2 separate regions of the Mus musculus genome follow, and region 1 is linked to region 2. The links are chromatin loops, found by intact Hi-C in ENCODE. Cell type or tissue: gastrocnemius. All regions are shown on one strand. Links, peaks and the distances in the headings refer to the core of each region. The heading gives the core; the rest is flanking DNA. Region 1 has its middle 36 kb from the start of Zc3hc1. Region 2 overlaps Nrf1 (nuclear respiratory factor 1).

Region 1 (5,375 bases), core at 275-5,274, 240 kb before region 2:
TTAGTCCAGACTCAAGGTCAGGTTAGCTATAGTGTCAAGCTGTAATACTAGCAGTACCCACTAGAGCCATTAGGTGCCGCCAGTGCTTCACATTAAACTCCAGCTTGCCTTTCAAACAACCACGGACCCACCGCCACCAATCACTGGGGGACAGGCCCTGGGCGACAACTCTCCTTTCCAAATGGTTCACCCTCATTTCTGCATCATTTTTCGGGTGTTTTGATTTGTTTTGTTTTGTTTTGTCTTAGAAAATGTCTCACTTTGTAGCCTTGTCTGGTCTGGAAATTTTGTCAGTGGTTCTTAACCTTCTTAATGCTGTGGCCCTTTTAATACAGTTTCTCGTGATTTTTTTTTTCTTTTTACATGACTAATTAATTTTGCTACACTTAGGAATGGTAATGTAAATACCAGTTTTCCGGTGGCCTTATGTGACCCCTGTGAAAGGGTCACTTGACAACCCCTCCCACGTTGGGTTGCAACCCACAAGTTGAGAACCTCTGCTCTATTTAGACTAGATTGGCCTCAGACACAGAGACCCACCTCCATGTGCCTCCCTAGCGCTCTTATGGAAGGCAGACACCACCTCGCCAGCCTCGCCACAGCATCTGGCTTTGTCTTGTCTAAGTCAGTGTAGACTGGAAGTTGGGGCTGCCTGCTTTGTAGCACAGACCAGTCCAGTGATAGGAAAATGGACAGCATGGAGGTGGGTGCCCAGAGAAGAGGAAAGAGAATGTATTTAGTGAAGATCCAGAGAAGTGGAGGATGCTCTCCTTTTTTTTTTTTTTTTTTTTTTTTTTTTTTTTTTTGAGACAGGGTTTCTCTGTATAGCCCTGGCTGTCCTGGAACTCACTCTGTAGATCAGGCTGGCCTCAAACTCAGAAATCCTCCTGCCTCTGCCTCTCGAGTGCTGGGATTAAAGGCACTCCTGAGGATGCTCTCCTTAAAGTTCAGGGCTAATCCCTTGTATCCAGCATTAGAGACATTGTATCCACCATTAGAGGCGTGCAGAAATGCCTAAAGACCAGACTGACTGGGAAGCCAGAAGAGAAAGCCACAAGAGGAGACGAGCCACTGGCAGCCACCTTGCTCCACATGGCTGCACTGACGCCAGTCCTCCCAAGGTGTCACCAACACTCAGGCTGAGTCACTCCAAACCCAGCCCACAGAGTTAAGCCAGTAACAAAACCTGGAGGACGTGGCCACAGGGCCAAGGGCCAGAGCAATGTCATCACGGGCAACCGTGCAGCTCGGGCCCGGCAGATGACCCTTTCCTTGTGAGCATTCCAGGGTGTGTGACTGATGCTCACTGACCCCGATTCATGGCGGCACGGAACACAAAGAGGTCATTACTGCCCCTTGATCCACCGGGGAAACTGAGGAATGGAGTGGGGAAGCAGCTTTGGCCCGTGAGTCAGTGGTACAGGTCATGAGTTCATTACCACCCCGTCAGGTCAGTCAGGTGCCTATGAAGCCACACTTCCCAACCAGAAGTAAACATGGCTGTCCAGGGCCAGGGAAGGGAGGGCCTTCCACCCAGTGCCCTTTCCATACCTGTCCAGCGGTAGAACCAGACACAAAGTTGCAAAGACTATGGCCTGACTCCCTGCATTCAGCCAAGGTCAGAGTGGGGAGTGACAGCCAAGACGGCACACAGGTTGTGGCCAAGCCAGCTCAGAGTCAGTCGGGATCTGGCCATCTGGACTCAAATACTGGATGCCCTTGTTATCAGTCTGTCTTCTGAGCCAGCTCCTGGGGCCTCTGCTTCTTGATATGTAAAAGGGGCAGGAGTAGTCAGTGTCTATGTCAAAGGGCTGCTTAAGAGCTAAGGGACCTGATGTTTGTTACGTGGTTGCTAAGCAATCCTTAGCTGCACACCTGGCCACCCGTGTCTCCAGGCTGTAGGGACTTTTGGGTCTGAGGAAAAGAAATGGGCACTGGGCTCAGGCAAAAACATCCCAGAATGTCTCGCTAGCTCATCCTTGCTATGGGAAGGATTCTTCTCGCCCAGTGGCTCTCCCCCATCAGCAGAGGTGCTGGTACTTCAGCTCGATGCCCAGTTTTAGAAGCATCGGGAAGCAGCATCTTGGGCAACCAAACACCAAGTGAGATAACCACATTCTTGCCAGCCTCCTCCAGCCTTGGCTCAGGGCCCAGCAGGGCCACCCTTAGGAGATGGTGCTAAGAAGACAACAGGCAAGCTAATTATAGGCCCGGCCTGCTGGGCTGTGGACACTGCCTGTTTGGCCTGCACGGCTTACCTGAGTCATCTATCCTGCGGCCACTTGAGCCTGGATCTGGACTAGCAGGCCACAGGGAGTCAGGAGCGCCTTCCCTGTGCTCAGTCTGGTCAGCTGCACCACTTCCTGCCTCTTTTCCCCTCAGAAAGCCAGTTGAGGCAGGTGAGCACCCCAGATCAGAGGCCAGAAGGCCTAATGCCTACTGCGAGGTGAGCACAATGCTGGGATCCCAGAGTCTCTGGAAAAATCACTTCACAGGTCAAAGTAAAAGGCATAGAATGAACAGGGCAGTGGCCTCCTCCTTCCACCACACGGTCCACACCTCCATCCTCTCCCTGAACCTTACTGGTCTGCAGGGGCCCCAGCTCTCTTGCTCCTCAGTGGTCAGCTGTGATCTGGGCTCAGTTCCCATAAACTTAGCCCAGGAATTTTTCAAAGTAAAAGGAGGGCAAATATGGGTGCCGTGGTTCAAAAAATCAGTCTTAAAATCACAACAGAGTTAGAAAACATTCTTTGAGGCGTTAAAAATGAGGATAAATGACAAGAAAGTCCCCAGCTCTTTGGATTTAGTGCATTAGGGAGGCAAGGGTGTGGCAGGAGAAAAACTGGGGGTACCCTCTGTGAGGGGAATGTTTGCACCCATAGCAGGGCTCATCTGTGCACTAGAAGGCCAACATGGAAAGCTGTGAACCCAGACTCGGGAGGCAGAGGCAGAGGGGTCAGGAGTTCAAGGTCAGCTTTGGATAAGTGGTGAGTTCAAGGCCAGCATGGGCTACATGAGGTCCTATTAAAAAAAAAAAAAAAAAGCCAAAGGGGCCGTGAGTGAGGTCGGGCAAGAAACAGGAAGTGATGTGGGTGGGTGCTGTTTTGTTTTGCTTCTGTTTTTGAGAGGGAGAAGGAGAGGGAGAGTGTGTGTGTGTGCCAAAAGCCATAGGTCTCCTAGAGCAGGAGTCACAGGAAGTGAGTTGTCTGACATAGACGTATGGGATTGAACTCACGTCCTTTGGAAGAGCAACACTTGTTCTTAACTCTTAAGTCACCTTTTCAGCCCCTAATTTTTTTTTTTAATTTAAAAAAAAAAGATGTGTGTGTGATTGGAGGGGTCTATCATGGCACAAGAGTGGAGGTCAGAGGACAACTTTGGAGTTGATTCTGTCTGTCTACCTTTAGGTGGGTCCTTGTCATAACAGCAGCCATCTCACCAACCTGTTCTCTTGGTTGTTTTTGTTTTTGTTTTTGTTTTTTCCCCTCCCTGTTTTATTTTAGTTATCTATCTATTTATTTTGAGACAGGGTTTTTCTGTGTAGCCCTGGTTGTCCTGGAACTCACTCCATAGACCAGGCTGGCCTCGAACTCAGAGTGCTGGGACTTAAGGCATACAACCCGGCCTTCCTTCCTTTTTTTTTTTTTTTTCCTGACAGGGTCTGTATCTCCCTCTGTAAGCCTGGCTGACATGCCTCTTGCTATGTAGTGACTGTAAGGCTGGACTCAAACTCAGAGATTCTGCCTGCCAAGCCGCCCACGAGCTGGGGTTCAAGGCTTGTGCCCCTTCACCCTGCCTTGTGTTTTGATATTTGAGACAGGTTCTCTTGTAGTCAGCTTTAAACTCTCCATCCTCCTGCCTCTACCTTGCAGGTGCTGGGATCACAGGTATGTACCATGATGCTTGTCTGTTTTAAGGGAGCCATCCTTTTGGGGTAGGAATGAAGTTCTCTGCTCCCCAGGAGAGTAGACCACCAAGCGCCTGCCCGAGAGCTTTGCCTGGCCTCTCTCCGCAACTCCCACAGCACTAGAGGGTTGGTGACACCCTCTGCCATCTGAGCCTCAGCGCTCCTGTTGCCGCCCACAGCCCCTCATGCTTTCTACCCTTCTTGAAGTGAGCCTGATTACAGACTGCCCCCCTGGGGGAGGGAGCGGAGGGAGGGTGGAGGGAGACCTAGTTCTGGCCTTGCTGACTAAAAGAATGACCTCAGTGTCATAATGACTGGCTTTCTGGTTAAGCTGCCAACCTGGGTGCCTCCCCACTCTGGCCTTTAAGATAGCTCCACACAGGATGATTGTGTCTGTCGGCAGAGAGCAGTTGGGCTCCTGTAGCAGGAGTCCGTCAGGAGATGGTCCGGCCTCACCCTCAGTACCACCCCATTAGACGGGGCTCATAATGGAACTCCCCAGGACAGAACCCTTCATTTTTTTGTTCTTATTTTTTGGTTTGATTTGTCTAGACAGGGTTTCTCTGTGTAGCCCTGGCTGTCCTGGGTCTCTTCTCTGTAGACCAGGCTGGCCTCAAACTCCGAGATCTGCCTGTCTCTCTTGAGTGCTGGGATTGATTAAAGGTATGCTGGCCTGGCTCCAGGACAGAACCTGGGAACCAAGAAGTCTCTTACCACTCTATAATCTGAGGGGAAAATCAGGGCACCGAGTCTACGTATGACTTTGTACATGAAAACACTCTGCCAGTTTAAAAGTGAGATTGGCAGTAGATGCCGTCCATACCTGTAATCTCCATGTCAGGGCCAGCATGATGCTCCACGCAAGCCTGGAGACCTGAGGTCAGCATTCAGACCCCAGTATGGGTTGCAGGGCACCCTGCTCAGTCTTTGGTTTTGGGGTTTTTTTGTTTTGTTTTGTTTTGTTTTTTCTGTGATAAGCCATTCTGACTGGAAGCCTCCTGGGGAGGAAAGGGTTTATTCATCTTACATCTCCATCTCTGAGGGAGGTCAGGCAGGAAAATGAGACAGAAACGAAGCAGAGGTGAAGCAGAGGTCGGAAGGAGCCCTGGTAACTGACTTGCTCTCCCTGGCTTGCTCAGCTGTTTTTATAATACAACCCGGGCCTATCCGCCCCCGGATGGCACCATCCTCCGAGGGCTGGGCCATCCTCCGTCAGTTAGCAATCAAGAAAATATCCCCACAGACATGCCCACAGGCAAGCCCAATGCAGTCACTTCCTCGGTTGAGAGTTCTCCCAGGTGTGTCAAGTTGACAATCAAGATTAGCCACCACACTGTCACAACAAAATCAAAAGCTGAAGGAAAGACTGGGTCAAGAGGAGAAGACAGGTAGCCTGGAAAACAGAGACTGCAGGAAAATCGCCCCGAGGAATCTGAATGAGAAGCAGGCCATGGGCCAGGAAGTGGCT
Region 2 (5,375 bases), core at 223-5,222:
TGATGTCTAATGCATTCAACATGACCAATACCAACAATGGTCCAAAGGACAACAGAATCTTTTTTTTTTTTTTTTTGAGACAGGATTTCTCTGTGTAGACCAGGCTGGCCTTAACCTCACTGAGATCTGCCTGCCTCTGCCTCCACATGCTGGGATTAAAGGCATGTGGCACCACTAAGTTTGGGTACAGAATCTAATCTTAAGCCAACTGCATCTTAAATAAATTACATACTTATAAAATTAACATACATAGTTTAACCTTTTTGCAACTATGGAGATTGCCTATACTAAGCATTGGAGCCCTCAAATGGCCTTTCTTGTAAAAATATGAAAGAGAAAATCCCTTTATTATGTTTTATATTAAATACTATATTACAAATGTGAAATTCTAAGTTTCTAACAGGTTGGTTTGGGCAGTAGTGATCCATGAATTTTAATTATTACAATTAACACAATATTAGATACTTCTCCAAATTGTCATGGTTGGATAAATACTAAAAGTTTCACATATTGCAAGGCTGCTCCTTCGTCTTCTGGGCCTGACTTCTTCCTACTCATTCATGCACTACTCCAGTAGGGAAATACAGAAACCCTTTTCTTACCTCTCCATCAGCCACAGCAGAGTAATTCACTTGGGCAACAGTGACTGTGGTTGGCAGTTCTGAAGCATCAGCCAATGTGGCTACTGTTGCCCCTGTACCAACCTAGGAAACACAGGAAGTTAAATGCCAGTAGACAGACCTTCTACCTAGCCCTCACACATAAGCTAAGACTCGCTGAGCCCCAAATTCTGCATAATATGCCTCCTGACAGGAAGAGAATGACTAAATCAGCTCTCAGAGACTAGCGTGAACCAATATTAGAAGAATAACTGCATTCCACTCTGGAGTTTGGTGCCAGTCAACCAACACTCTACACTCTAACCCCAACCTGAACTTTAGAGATTCCTCATCTGTCAATAAACAGTGTTCCACCTTAGAAAAGGTATTTCTCTGGCAGGTACACACCTATCTGTCTTTCTCCCTTCCTCCTTCCTCCAAAATCCTCCTCTCTGTTTCTCTCTCCAGATGATGGGGATTGAAGGTGATGGTCTTCTACATGATAGGCGAGCATTCTACTATTTAATTGGACCCTAACCCAAGAAACAATTTTCAGGTGCTTTGTTTGGAAATGTTCCAGAAGCTACTTATAGCTCTGAATTAAATAAAGCACATGCAATGTAAAATATGGTTCAAAGGCTGGAGATAAGATGTGGCCATGTGGGTGAGGACTTTCCCATTCCAAGCAGCACAAGAAAATGAAATAAAAAATAAATGAAACTGTTTGGAAGCGACTGCTAGGCAGGAAGAGCGAGAGCGAGAGCAGCTGTTAGGATGTGCAGAGAAGAGAGCATGAACACAGGAAACTTCTCCATTAGAGGTGAGATAGCACCGAGCCACCTCCCCTGAGACATCAGGCTTACATACCTGGATGAGCGACACGGTGCCATCAGGGTTGCTGAAGGTCTGTACTACGGTCTGTGATGGTACGAGATGAGCTATACTGTGTGTGGTGGTGGCCTGAGTTTGTGTTTGCTGATCTTCAAAAGCATATAAAAGATCCTCCCGCCCATGTTGCTTATAGCAATTTTTAACTATGGTCCGTAATGCCTGGGTCCATGAAACCTGTCATCAAAACAACAGGAAAGCATAATAAGCCACAAAGAAATTGGGGATTTATGCCACCACAGGAGAATCAGGCATGTATTTATCAAACCTCGTATAGAGTTAGTTTTTTAGGACTTCCCACAGAATTATTCTGGAGCAAAGCAACTGATGGTTTTCTGTCCTTCCTTCCTAACCAAGTTCGGATTTTGCTTTTGTGTCCTATTCCAAACTGAGGCCAAACTCTCCAATTTCTCATAAGAGGTAACACTCTGATCAAGAAGTATGTATTATGTCTCTTTGTATGTATGTATATTATCTGGGTGTGTCTGTGTGAGTGTATCCTACATGTGTGACGGTGCCCATGGCAGCCAGAAGAGAGTTGGATCCCTGTAACTAGAGTTACGTGTGGTTGTAAGTCACCCGACATGAGTGCTGGGAATTGAACTCAGGTCTTCTGCAAAAACAGCAAGCTGTCTTAACCACTCAACTAACTCTCTAGTGATTTGTTTTGTTTGTCTGTTTTTTGTTTTCAGGTAGGTTTGGTCTAGAACTCATTATGTTGTCCAGGCTGGCCTCAAACTAGAGATTCCATGCGCTGGCCTGCTGAGTGCTAGCATTACAGAATGTGCCACCAAACCGCTCAACAGTAGTTCTTGCTAATCAGAAGCAAGGCTATTTCTAAGCTTTCAAATGATTCTTACTTCCAAGTTTCTCTGGTTTAAAGCTTTTACAAAAGACATCTATGAAGAAACAAAGTATAAATCCACAGCCTTTCCAAATCTTTCTGTGTACAGTAATAAACAAGAAGGACTGTATATCAGAGAACAACCGACTTTTTTGGAGGAAGAGGCCTGACTGTTATGAAATGGTATGAAACTTGTACCAACAGAAACTGAGGCGGGTGACCCAGCATGGCAAACTAATGAGGACTGAGGAATGTACCCTTTGTTTTTGCTCTTCTGTGCGGACATCACTGCGGACATTGGCCCATGGGATATCTTCTGGCCACCAGATAGGCTTGCAGCTTTCTTTCCCCCAGCCTGGTTTCCCCCGACCTGTGGAATACTTGAGCATCTCTGGGATAAATGCCCGAAGCTGAGCCTGAAAGACAAGAGCATGGTCATCATAGTGATCTCATGACCAACACATGGGATGTGCACCTGGACTCCACACCCCTAAGACCAACAAGCAGGGAGCACCCCTAAAAGTCCAGAAAGTTCCAAATGGGACTGCCGAGAGCTCACTGCTTCCTACAGTTACTTCTGCCCCATGGCCAACTAAAGGAGGGCACTCCTGATGATTATAGGAGCTACATTTTGTAGGCTTGTTCTTAAAAGGACAACAATGCCTATCTCCAAACATGATTTGTGCCTCCAGAGACACTACTACACTAAGGGCTGATTTTCCTTCTATAACTTCCATGAGTTAAGGGTCCACGTCAAGGTGCTGCTAACACTGTTTTGGAGGTGGTACTCAAGTAGACTAGATGTGAGTAGCAGGTTGAACCACTGTTATCTGGAACCAAGATGACTGGAGCAGGACCTCCAGAGAAGCAGGCGAAAAATACCACAATCACTAAAAGGTGGATTATATCCATGAAGAGGTAGATGTGTATAAGATGTTAAAAGAAATTGCTTTTCCATTTAGTAAGGTGAAACTAACCCAAGAGTTATTCCAAGTTCCTTGGAAGCAGCAGTAAGAGGCTTGGATGCAGATGGAGCAACATCTATATGAAATACATTATGGACTTCACTCAGCTTGATTTTGGGAAGCTAACTGAAGCCAAACCAGGCTTAAACCACAGTCAGCTGACATACTGACTCACATTTCCTGGCACAGGAACCAGTGTACGCATGTAGGAAGACAGTAGGTCTGTGGAGTGAATATTCTTCAGCACGTTTGATGATTTGGGGCAAGAAAAGCAGTTTATCAAGTTTAAACCTTAGATCATGTACCTATCAAGAACACATCTGTGCTGCCTTTGCACTGTAAAACCAGAGGGAGAGGAACATTTTGAGCAAGGAGTTGGAATCAAGGACTTGGCGATGGCTGTAACTAAACGGTAAAGCAAAAATGCTAGGGGATACTTAAGGATTAAGCTGCAGTGAATGAGTATGCCAACACTTTAATATGGAAGAATGGATCTCCTAGGTGTTTTTATAATTCTTTTTATAATAAATATGGAATCTCGGCTGGGCGTGGTGGTGCACTCCTTTAATCCCAGCACTTGGGAAGCAGAGGCAGGCGGATTTCTGAGTTCGAGGCCAGCCTGGTCTAGAGTTCCAGGACAGCCAGAGCTACACAGAGAAACCCTGTCTCGAAAAAAACCCAAAAACACCCCCCAAACCAAAAAAAAAAAAAAAAAAAAAAAAAAAAAAGGAATCTCATTATATCAGAAGATAATTCAAATAGTTATACAGCAGGGGACCATGCAGGCAAATCATCCATGCTTATATGACAAAGATAGGCCTAGTGACTTCCTATGTGGGCCATGCCATGGCATCTCTTCCTAAATGCTTCCGACTCACACATCTCCCACCCTCAGGCCATGATATAATACACTTCATGTATATTTGGCTCTGAGGCATCAAACAGAGGGCTAATAGAAATATATCTATTTGCAAACCCATGCTATCAGCTGCCTCATGAGGTCCTTTATCCTAGTTTCTTGACTGTCTTTTCTAGCCTCGAGCAGAAAAGGGCTTATATACATTTTCTATTTCTTCACTTAAAAAACAAGAGCACAAATGCACAAATGAAATAAACTGATGCTACAAACTTAAAAGTTCCTTTTTTAGTCCCATTAATAACAACCTACAAAAGGAGAGACTGTCCCAAATTTAAAAAAAAAAAAAAAAAAAAGAAGATTCATCTTATTTATCTATCCCCTCCCTCCCACCCCCCTCAGCCTGGCTTTGAACTTGAGAGTTTCCTTGCTCAGCCTCCTCAATGCTAAGACTAGAGGCATAGATCATCATGACTGACCAGAAAGGGACTGACTACATGGGGAAAATCAGTTACCAGTTGTCCAGCATAGAAACAGTTAAGTAATTCCCTTCCAGAATTTGACTCTGTGTCTTGTTCACTGCCAGTTGGCCTAATTAGTGGTCCTGGAGAGGTTGTGAGAGTAAAGCCTCTCAATGTGCTTGTTAAGGAAGGTCTGCTGTAATCCACAGGGAGACAATCAACAGGATCGGACTGTTCAGGCTGTCCTTAATTGGGCTAGAATAAGCTTGCTTGGCTGCTCTCATTCTGACTTAGGTCTCTGTGTGTGCCTAAAGGGCCCTAGGCTGACCAGTAAACTTACTCCAAGCACAGTAGAAAATACTGCTCCTTCCAGGGTACAACCAGAGAGAAAGGGCATCAAATCCATGTTAATAGCAAACAAAAGTAAAGACTGCAAGAGCTGGAGAGAGAGCTCACCGTGAGGAACACTGGTTGCTCTTCCAGGGGAACCCAAGTTTGACTCCTATTCACCCCATGGTAGTTCCCCACCCTCCCAACTCCCATGGTAGTTCTAAAGTCTGTTAAGTGCAGTTCCAGGGAAATTCAATGCCCTCTTCTGGTATCTACAGGCACTGCATGCATGTGGTGCACAGACACACCCACATATAAAAATAAAGATTACGTGAAAGTAAACTGGGCATGGTGACTTGTCTGCAATCCCAGCACTTGGGAGGCAGAAGCAGGAGTATCAGTTCCAGGTCATCCTTAGCCAAGGCAGCCACA

Evidence for each region. Peaks named below come from ENCODE experiments on the same cell type or tissue, not always from the same donor. Only the 100,000 strongest peaks of a DNase experiment are listed, where the experiment ranks them.
Region 1: a loop joins it to region 2, with 2.5 times the contacts of the local background. A loop is called at or near these places in 4 of 42 quality-filtered maps.

The regions. Positions count from the first base shown.
Region 1 is chr6:30,352,677-30,358,051 of GRCm38, reverse strand. No RefSeq gene overlaps it. Among named protein-coding and RNA genes, the nearest start is that of Zc3hc1, 36 kb to the left of the region's middle. In gastrocnemius, for the core only: a CTCF peak has its summit at 2,262; DNase peaks (open chromatin) are centred at 534, 1,225, 1,647 and 2,152; H3K4me3 peaks cover 34 bases; H3K27ac peaks cover 3,295 bases.
Region 2 is chr6:30,112,385-30,117,759 of GRCm38, reverse strand. Nrf1 (nuclear respiratory factor 1) reads right to left here. Exons shown (of 12, transcript NM_001164226.1): 7 at 2,589-2,747; 8 at 1,467-1,664; 9 at 603-704. Among named protein-coding and RNA genes, the nearest start is that of Mir182, 51 kb to the left of the region's middle. In gastrocnemius, for the core only: no CTCF peak of the experiment used is centred there; no DNase peak of the experiment used is centred there.